Regions from separate parts of the Mus musculus genome. Here region 2 is linked to region 1. Evidence: chromatin loops called from intact Hi-C (ENCODE). Cell type or tissue: gastrocnemius. All regions are shown on one strand. Each heading gives the region's core, and the rest is flanking DNA. Links, peaks and the distances in the headings are about the cores only. Region 1 overlaps Wwox (WW domain-containing oxidoreductase). Region 2 has its middle 170 kb from the start of Gm39256.

Region 1 (5,378 bases), core at 241-5,240:
GATTCAGCCCCTAAGACAGCTCCTCAGCCTCACTGGCTTCTTTCTCCTTCTTGAAGCCTTGGAGTGGTTAAGAGCATTTGAAAAGGAATGTGCGCTGGCGAGATGGCTCAGTGGTTAGGAGTGCTTGGCTGTTCCTGCAGGGTTCTAGGAATTTGACTCCCAGCACCCATGTTGGGGTAGCTCACAGCTATCTGGGACCCCAGCTACAGGGAATCTGATCCCTTTTTCCGGCTCCAGTAGGTATCTACACACACGCCATACATATCCAGGGATACATATACATTAAAATTAGATCTTTTGGAAACCCATTGTGTGTTCATGTTGGGGTGGGGAGTGTTTGCATGTGTGTGGCATGCAAGGGTGCGGGTGTGCTCGCCTATGTGTGCATGTGTGACGGACAGAGGCCAACCAAGTATCTTCTCTATTGTTGTCTAGCATATTCTTTGAGGCAGAGTCTCTCACTGAAGTTGGAATTAGCCTTAAGTTTAGCTCGGCTGTCAGGCTATGAAGCTCCTAGGATCCACTGTTAACCCACCTCTCTAGAGCTAGGTTTACAGACGTGAGAGGCCATGCTGGATTTTTTAACGTGGGCATTGAGGATCCAAACTCAGCTCCCCACACTTGTCCAGTAAGCTATCTACCCACTGACCCATCTCCCTAGCCCCAAGAGTAGTTTTGACCATATGGTTTGCACTGTAATCTGTGTACGTGTAGCTTTAGGAAAAAAGTAATGGTGTCACTGTGAGGTCTCAAACATTTTCACAAGAACATGTCATGGGGCAAGGTATGTGCTCAGTACCTGTCACCTACAGATCCCACTGCCAACAGCCACACTGTCATCACCATAATCACTTTCATTGTTATCATTTAAAAGATAAAATCTATGTCCAGGTAAGAGACTACATAATAGCATTTGTAGACAGTGGGAAGGTAAGAGTGTTAAATGAGAAAGACGCCATTTTCTAGAAGGTCTACCTGTCTACACCTGGAGCAGTCGGGCCAGGAACATTCTCTCCCTTACATTCCTTCCCATTGTAGATGGGCTCTGTTGCCTCTGTTCAGGTATCATCTCCTTAGCATATTCCTCAACATACACACACACACACACACATACACACACACAGGTCTTCTCTGGTTGACTTTCTTCTTTTTAAAAAGATTTTTATTCTATTTTTAATTACATGTATGTGTGTGTGGGGGGGGTGCTATGTGCACATGCATGTGTGTGCCAGAAAGAGACATCAGCTCCTGGGGCTGGAGTCACAGACACTGTGAGTGTCTGATGTGGATGCTGGGAACCAAACTTGCTTGGGTCCTCTGGGCAAGCAGTGGGTGTTCTTAACCACTGAGCTGTCTGTCCATCACTGAGCCATCTGTCCAGCACTCCTCATGGCCCCTGTGATATTGGCTTGTCTGCTTGTTTACCATTCTCTCCTCAATACCATGGAAGCCATGTTAGAGCAAGGGATCTTTTGGTTTTGGGTGAATTTAGTATTTTATTACAGCCCTTAGCTCTGTCCAATGTCCAAAGGTTAAGAGCCATCTCAATGAGTCAATCATTTAGCCCATGATTGAAAGAATGCTCTCCAAATGGTGACTGACTGGACATAAGCCCAAGCTTCTAAGGCTGGGGGTGAAACTTTGGACTCAACCTTTGTGGTCTCTAGGGGTCTGACAAAAATTTGAAGTACCTAGAAAGAACCCTGTCAACACCATTTATTTATTCAAAATAGCTTGTTTCTGCTGGGGGTGGGGGTGATGTACAGCTTGAAGATCAGCATTTGGGAGACAGAAATAGGTGGCTCTCTGAGTTTGAGGCCAACATGGTCTAACGAAAAACAAACAACAAAACCCACAAAACATCCAACCAACAACAAAACCACCTTGGTTTTGTTTTTTTATAGCTCCACCAGGAAAGCTTCCCTGAGGCATTTCTGAGGCACACACCTTTGGTGTATTTTGTTTATAGGGAGACACCTGACAAAGAAAAGACCTCCCTTGACATAGATGACACAACCTCTTGGCCTGAAGTGTCAGCATTCCCCTCCCTCAGTTTGCTGGTGTATCTGTAGGTGACCAAGCCCCCGTGGCCATGCTTTTCCCTCCAAGACGGACTTTAAGCCCTGAACTATGAGCCAGAACAAAGCCCATTCCCCTGAAACCACCTCCAAGCACTTGGCCCTGGCTATGAGGAAAACCAAGCTTGCCTTTGCTGCAGTTCTCAACTGTGTTCTCCCTAGAGATGCTGGCCTTCTGTACTGAAGTTCGGCTAGAAAAGGCTCCCTGCCTGGGCTTCTTGATCTGGGTGGAGCCTTAGGTTTTAAGCTAATGCAGGAGGCAAAGCAAGGGAAAAACCAGACCTTTATGCCCGCCCAGTTCCCAAGCCTTTCTCCCTCCGTTCTCCTTTTCCTGTCCTGTGGAGCCAGAAGTCTGATTCTCCCCTTGGCCACCAACCTGCTGCCTGAGAATTAAAACAAACAGACAGACAAACAGACAGACAGGGCTCTGTCTATCCTAATTTGGAGTATAAGCTCCCAAATCAGGATGACTACGACATTGACTAGCTCTGTGCGCTGGGTGGGGCCAGTTGCTATTCTCTGAGCGCTGGGTGAAAGTGGAGTAGTGCAATCTCTCCATAGGCAAGTCAGGGATAAAACAAGTATACAGCGTTGCACAAGCCCCTCCCACAGAGCAAGTGAGCGGCGTTAGCTAGCCTTGGTGGGAGCTGCCTTTGCTGGACTTTAACATTTTATTTTTAAAGAATCAGAAGGACTTGTTGGAAGCGTATCTGTTTCCCAGTGGTGGGGTATGCGGGGCAGATAATTTTAGGTGCTACAGAGATTCCCCCACACACCCCTTCCAGCTATAACATTCCAAGAGAAGACTAAGTTCATTGCTTTAATTCAGACCTGTCAACTCCCCCCCAAAAATAGCTGGGAATCTAAACTAGGGCTTGGAATGAACCAAGCAGGTGATTGCCACCGGGGAGGTGGGGGGAGATATCATATTCCTGTCAAGAGCCACCTTGTGGAAAGTGCACACTGCTGGGTATACACGGGCGTTCTTTAAAAGAACTAGCCTGGAGCTGGTGCTGGAGGCCCCGACCAGTGCCTTTCAAAGAAGACAGAGGTGGCGCGGGCATGGCTGGGGACACAAACGCAATGGGTTATATGGTTTTTCAAGAGAAATCTTCCTTAAGAGGAAGTTTCTTTTTTTTTTTTTTTTTTTTTTTGCGTGTTCATATGGGAGAGCAGTAGGGGAGGAGGCTCTCACCTGATGTGCTGAGAAGACACAATGGAGAAGGTGCTAAATAAAATGACTGGGAGATCGCACCTTTAATTTCGTACCTTGAATTTCTATTGCGTCGGTCTTCTGAGAAGCTTGGACCGCTCACCCAGATTGCAAAATGACTTGGCCCCGTCCTCACAGTCATCTTGAGACCAGGATGACAGCAGGGACATGTGACACACTGCTCAACAACACAGACATCAGTCGTGCGGAGGTCCGGCACTGGGTAAATACCAGTCTATTTATCAGCTTGTGGCCTTGCTGTCACCTCGTTCCTTACCAAGTGCTAAGCCAGTTATATGAAACCTGCCTTCAGCAGGGGTGGGGACTAACGGGGGGGCAGGGGGGGGGGGATGACTGATCACTGGTTACCCAGAACTGGCGTGCGAAAGAATCCACCAGCCAAGCTGGGGAGGTCAAAGAGTAAATCAGGAAGCAGGTTGCATGGGGTTCAGGCTCACCTCAAGAGGAAGCTAAAGATGGGAGAAGAGACCATCATAGACATGAATCTCAGAAGTGCCGTCTCTGTAGCTGGTGGTAACAGCCCCAATAAGCTGCAGTGTGTTAGCGTGTACAGAAAGTAGCTGTCCTGGGATTTGCCATGTGCCATGCAACTTGAGTTCCATCCCTGGGGATCCACATGGTGGAAGGAGAAAAGAGACTCGCAGAAATTGTCCTCTGTCCCCCACACACATGCACACAATATAAGTAGGGTTGTTTGTTTGAATTTTTCAGGCTGGGGAGATGGCTCAGTGGGTGACACTCTTTCTGTGCAGGAATGAGGCCCTGACTCCAGATCCCCAGAAGCTACACCAAAGCGGGTGAGGTAGTGCACACATTCACAGAGTAGGAGCTTCTACCAGGAGTCGGGAGGCAGAGGCAGTCCATGAGAAGCTCACAGGCTGGGTAGCATAGCCTATGCCGTAGTGAGTGTTTAGAAAGATCCTGTTTCATAGGAGGTACACACCACAGTGCACATTTGCTTATAGTCACTGCCCCCACCCACCCCTGTCCACACTCACACATACACAAGTTAAAAACAAGCAAACAGGGGATGGAGAAGATGACTCTGTAGTTAAGAGCAGTGATAACTCTCTCTGGGGACCGGAGTTCAGTTCCCAGCACCCTCATGGAGTGGCTCACAACTGCCTGTAACTACAGTTCCAGGAGATTGGATGCCCTCTTTTGGCCCTTACAGGTACCCATACACACACAGTATGCATATACTCACTCAGGCACTCATTCATACACACACACAAAATAAAATCTTAGAAGAAAACAAGATAGAAACTTACAGGTGTGCACTCTTGTGCTAGCATCTTCTTGGATGCTATGGCAACACCAGTTTTCTCCTTACTAGTTACCAATCTCCACGTTCAGGCTTGTTGACTGTCACTCAGGGTGTCTGACCCCTGTGGACCAGAGACCCTCAGGAGCAAGGCACAGTGTTGCCTTTTGTCTGAGTCTCTGTTGCCTTCATGATATTGTAGAAGACAACAGCCACCAGGGACATCAGACTTCTTAAGTTATTTAGATTCAATTCAATCAAGTCAAGCTTCTAGACCCTCAGTCATACCAGCCATGTTTCAAGTGCTCCTTAGCTTTGAGTGAACACTGAGCTGGACCATACAGACACAAATCACCTCCAATTTAGTATGCAATGTCCTGCTGGGCAACGTGGACACATGGGTGGCAGAGACTCCATGTGGGTGTCTGTTAGGTAGGAGAGACAGGGAGGACAGCCAAGAGCATGATGGAAGAGAGAAACCAAGGGACAGTAATTCCTAAAAACCTAATCCCTGAAGCCTCCCTGCGCTGCTCTCATGCTTGCCTATCCTCTCTTTCCTCAGAGATGTTTTAGAGTCTCACAGAGATGTGAAGACACGCATGTTGTGTATACACAGGATTTGGTGGACTAGATGCCCATAAGGACTCCAAATGAACTAGAAGGTTACAGGACTGGGGCTGGGGCGGTAGCTCAGACTTAGAGAATTTGCCCAGCATTCACAAGGCCCTGTGCTCAAGCCCAACACTCCTAACAGAGAAGAACTTACACCTCTCAGCAGGTCTCACATACTGCTACTGAACAG
Region 2 (5,378 bases), core at 266-5,265, 500 kb before region 1:
AATTTTTTTTTGCAGAACTGGAAATCCTATTTTGTTTTATGTATGAGAGTTTTGCCTCTGTGTGTGTGTGTGTGTGTGTGTGTGTGTGTGTCTGAGAGAGAGAGAGAGAGAGAGAGAGAGAGAGAGAGGGAGAGAGGGAGAGGGAGAGGGAGAGAGAGAGATTATGCCTGAGTAACACATGAATGCCAGTCACTCATGGAAACCAGAAGAGAATGTTGGACCCACTGCTTTTATAATTTCTTCCTCATGGAGAAAAGACAACTGGACTCATAGACAGTTGTGAGGCACCATGTAGGTGCCAAGACTTGAATCCCAGTCTTCTATAGAGAAGCCAATAACCTTAACCACTGAGCCATCTTTTCTGCCCCAAAAGTTGTATTAATCCACCGCTAATGTCCCGTTCTGAATCTGGATGGGGACAGGGAGGGGAGTCTCAGTAATTAATAGTTGAGTAACTAGCCCAAGAAGCAAGAGGAGGAGACAGGTCACGAGAAGTTTGCATCAGGTGGAGATGAGCAGGGAGGTAGGTCCAGGATACAGAAACAGGAGGTTTCATCATGGAGGATGTTGAGGCAGGAGGAGATGTGCTTGTGTCAGAATGGGATGCATTTGGGGATGCATATGTGTGAATGCACTTGTGAACACGTGAGTGACTGACTCTAAAGAGAAGAGGAAGGAGAGGGACATAGAAAATTCTAGAAGCCCTAGTTATGGCAAACATCAAGAAACGATCTTTCCAGGTTCTGTATTTTTATTTGGGAATTGTGTATGTTTCATTCAAAGAAAACCTCCTCTACTTTGGGGGATGGTATGAGTGTGACTGAAAGCTCAAGGCTTAAGGGCCGTTATGGCAGCCAAACCCCTTGCTCCACGCAGCCATGTTGCTGGTGAGACTGGTGTGGCAGGCAGTGGTCTAGCTGTCGCTGCGTCATGGCCTTCACAAGGGAACTTCCCGTTCGCGTTGGACTTCCATCTCCAGGCACTTCTAGAAGAGGCTTGACTTTAGCTTAAGAAGTCATCTGCCCCATGATTCCCCCCGTTCACTCACGAGAAACAGGGGGACAGGACAGATTCCTTGAGAGAGGAGATGAGACTGGGGGATGTCAGACAGTAAAGACCTGGGAAGCAAATGCATTTTCTCCAATGCCAGATCCCAGGTTCTGCACCCAAGCCCGGACATCCTTCCCTCAGTTTCAGAATTCTAAGCCATGGAAGAACCCTGGCCCCACCTCTCTCTAACCATGAAGGACCCTCCTGGGGCTGTGTGAGGTTCCACTACTAGCATAAGATTTGATTATAAGTTGGAGTCTTCTAGTGAGCCAAGGAACTGGGAGGACGAAGGTAAACAACACATCATCTTGGTGTCGTTTTTCCTTCCTGCTCTATCTCTGGGGGAACCAGACTCCATCCTGAGCTATGCCCTCACTGGACAACCATTCCTGTTTGGTGCCTGTAAACTCACTTCCCACCCTGGCTTCTACCGCTCCCGGTTAGAGATCCAATTCTATTTTAGGAACGTGGAATGCATTTTCCAGGAGAGAACATTGTGAAATATCGGGGAGTCGAGGCCAAGCTCGGCTGAAGCATGTGGGAGTTTGAGGAAGGACCCCTCCAGAAAACAGACTTAGGATTAACTGTCCCCCAGAGCGAGGCATCACTTGAGTGGTGAAGGGGAGAGGCCTAATCTTATCAAGAAGGGAGAAATCTTTTCTTTTCCAGCCAATTTTGGTTTTAACATGTTAGGAAATAACTTCTGACTGTTTCCCAAACAGCTCTCTTCTTCCCCTATGCCTTGTCAGCTCTTGGGTTCTGTCTCTCACATCCTCTGCTCTCAGTCGGACACTGCCGCTTTACATTCCTAGCTGCCAAATTTGATTTTGTGTGTTCCCCTGGTATTTGCACACGTACTCATGTATTAGAAGCGCCAAACTCTCTCCTCTTACATTTGAGTTAGACTCATTTTTTTCCCTAAGGCTCTGAGCACAGGCATGAAGTAGAAGCCCTGTTAGGGTGGCAAGGTGCAAGCTAACTAACTAGCTAACTAACTAAGAGCTGAGCTTGGTGGAGCACACCTATAGTCCCTACATCAGAGATTCTGAAACCAGAGAATTGCTGCATTCTGAGGCCAGCCTAAGGTGCCTAGATGAGCCTGGGCTACAGAGGGAAATTCTGTCTCAAAACACAGAACTAAAAGGTCCCCCAAGAAGTTCTTGCTCCCCAAGTGGATGTTGTCTCCCTGGACATAGGAACACCAGGAGGCTCATAGTCATTATTTTTTTTTCTCCCCCACTGGATCAGTTTGGCTTCTGAAGAGACGTAAGTTCTCAGAACACTGTCACCCCATCCCACCTGCCAGACCTGACCTACTCCTAGCTGTCCATGTGTGGCTACCCTGTTCTTGCCTCTCTTACATACCTCAGTGGTTTCTCTCCTGAAAATCTCCATTCTTATCCCCTGTGTTGGAACGTGTGCACTGCTAGCTACCCTCTGGCTCTGGCCAAGGTGTAGTATCTGTTACCCACCAGTGGGGAAAGAAATGTCTGCTGTGCTCCAGAGCCTGTGTTCCTTCTGCCTAGTCTCAACATTGCCTCTGTGTTCCTTTTCTCTCGTAAAGTCAAAAATGACTCTCATAGATGACCACGAAACTCTGGTTGACATGAATAGTCAAGACATCCTGGCAAATATATAGGGATACCTCCAAAATGCTTGTGAGTCTAGAAAGCTCAGAAGGCTTGCTGTGGCCTTAAGAAGTCACTTGTCACACAACGCTGGGGGAGGGCAATCAGAAGACATTATACGTCCCTTGTGACCCCCACCCCCATCCCAGGAATTCAGATAATCATCTTAACCATTTTGATTTAAATCTCAGAACTATTAAAGACTGGCTATCCAATTTAGGCCAGGCCCCATTGCCCTCTCAGGACTTTAGCCACACTCCTGGAAAAGCCATATACTAAGAGTCTGCCTTCTGGATCTTGGGAAACTTTGACAACATGATAGGCATTAGACTCCCAGAAGAACGTGTGGGTGACCCTCTCCTGGGGGCATCTTTCATTTAGAATTCTGTGAGATGGGAACGTCTATTGTGTAGTAGATCATGGCCACTGGTCTATAAACACATTCAATACAGCCGGACTTTTAAGCTCAAAATGGGCTTCTTTCTCTCCCCTCTCCTCCCTGTTCTTCCCTTCCATTACCTGCGCACCCCATGCTACCTTAGACATGGGGTAAGGTCTGTAATTGTTGAACTCCTATAATGTGACTCCACTTTTCAGAGTCTACATGCTCACATGCCTGTATTCCACTTACTCATGATCTACTGTAATCGCTCTTACCCAGCAGTGAGTCAGGCCCCTCTTTCCATCAGCCCCAACATCTGGCAATACCTGGAGATATATGCTATTGATACAAGGTGGAGGTATGTGCTATTGACATCTAGATACACATTCCATAGCACATAGCCAGCCCCACCAAAAGGAATTATCTGTCAAAAAAGGTCAGTCATGTAGCCATGGTTACCCTGAGCAGTCAGATCTGTTGGTGATCCCTGAAAGCCAAATTCTTGGCTAACCACTCCCACCTCTTAGTAGCCAAATGGCCTTGGGTGTTTGTTTGTGATGGCATGGAGTGGAGAGAGAGAGAGAGAGAGAGAGAGAGAGAGAGAGAGAGAGAGAGTTCTATAAATCATCTCTAGGTCCTTAGTTTCACATGGCAAGCACTTATCAAATGAGCTATTTTTCCCAAGCCCCTGTCTACCAATTTTTAAAATCTAATCAGAAGGTATAGAATGCTTCACTAATAAAATTGCTCAAATGAAATGGTACACAGCCCTCGTCCACATTGCCAGCTATTCTTATTTCATGCAATTCCATTAACAGCTCTCAGGCTTAGAAATTTCCAAGTCCTCAGCTGACTAAGAACAGAGTCAGGAATCAACCATGGTCCTCTCTGGTCCCTTCTCCGTGGTCTTAAGCCCTGTGTTCTCATGTCTCTTTAGTCTTGGCTTTGGCGGCTAAACGTCCTGGAGCAACCTTCGTAATTCTAGAAGAGGCGGCCCATGTTAGTTTTGCTAAGGAACCCAGTAGTGACAGAGGCAGGTGACGAGAGTCTCCAGCATGACGTCATTGTCTTTGGCCCTAAACTCTGCTGGACCTGAGGGGATGACTTAAGTTGGAGTCAAGGGTGTGGCTGCCTCAGCTTTTGGCAGGACATTCTGTGATCAGATCCACTCACTCTCCCAGGTCTCTCAAGCAGGTGCCACATCCCCCGAGAACAAGTCTGAATGAGTCTCTGGCTGCCCAAGTGCTCCGGACAGACACTTCCTGGGCAGCTCAAAGCTGGAGACAGGAACCAGGGCCAAAAAGAATGACGGTGTAGCCTCAACGGGTGACATTTCTACTCTGAGCAGTGTCCCAGTCTGTTCACCTCAGGCTGAAAAAAAATGAGGTTGATTGACATCATTAGTGTCCGTATGTTTTTCTAGGGGTATCAAAGTAGATAGGGCAGCACCCCCAGGAAACCTCTCCATGGGTAGGGTTGCCCAACTGCCTGACTCCGTACAGGTGAAAAAGTCAGTACCCACAAGGCCTTGCAAGGTCTTACTGATACTTGTCACTGAGGACCCAACATGTCACTTCCTGTAACACCTCAGTGTGGAGAGACCAAGCTCCTCTTCCGTCCCACTCCAGATACGGACAGGCACTGTGGGTGCATTTGTTTCTTGTTGCTTCTGACCACAGCTTTGATTTGACTTTCCTGCCTTGACTCCTCCCATTGAGGTGGACTGTGACCTAAAAATGTAAGCTGAAGAAACCCTTCTTGTCCTCTCAGTTGCCTTTTGTTCAGGGGCGCATTTTTACTGAAGCAACAGAAAAGAAAACGGAGCACACGGAGATGCGGATTTTGGCGGGGGGGGGGGGCACCAGAGGGATGCCACCTCAGAGTTCCCAGGGTGCCATCTGTCATCGGAAACAAAATGACAATAAAAACCTCTAAGAAGCCTGGAACAGAAGCCTGTGACAGCAGGCTACGGAGACTGCACGCACAGTTAGGTAAAGTGCTGGACTCCTGAGCACAGAAACCTGTGCTCTATCCCGGGCATCCACGTAGGAGTCAAGCATCTCCAATCATGGTCCCGAGGAGGCAGAGACAGGAGCACTCTGGGAACGTATTGGCCGGCCAGCCTAGCTGGATCAGTAAGATCCAGGTTTAGTGGGAGAGTCTGTCAAAAATAATGTGGAGAGCAATGGAAGAAGACAGCAAACACTGACCCCTGACCATGACATGTACCATGCACACATATTGGCATATTGGCACATCCAGGAATACACACATTAAAAAAATAAAAAAAAAAAAAGGTAGGGCTGGATGTGGTGGTG

The links. Hi-C counts contacts between places; a loop is a spot of excess contacts. Peaks named below come from ENCODE experiments on the same cell type or tissue, not always from the same donor. Only the 100,000 strongest peaks of a DNase experiment are listed, where the experiment ranks them.
Region 2: a loop joins it to region 1, with 4 times the contacts of the local background. A loop is called at or near these places in 2 of 42 quality-filtered maps.

What each region holds. Positions count from the first base shown.
Region 1 is chr8:114,976,035-114,981,412 of GRCm38, reverse strand. The region is part of intron 8 of Wwox (WW domain-containing oxidoreductase); the gene reads right to left. Among named protein-coding and RNA genes, the nearest start is that of Gm39257, 17 kb to the right of the region's middle. In gastrocnemius, for the core only: a CTCF peak has its summit at 3,057 (motif pointing left); no DNase peak of the experiment used is centred there; H3K4me3 peaks cover 1,928 bases; H3K27ac peaks cover 3,398 bases.
Region 2 is chr8:115,475,068-115,480,445 of GRCm38, reverse strand. No RefSeq gene overlaps it. Among named protein-coding and RNA genes, the nearest start is that of Gm39256, 170 kb to the left of the region's middle. In gastrocnemius, for the core only: a CTCF peak has its summit at 2,499; no DNase peak of the experiment used is centred there; H3K27ac peaks cover 5,000 bases.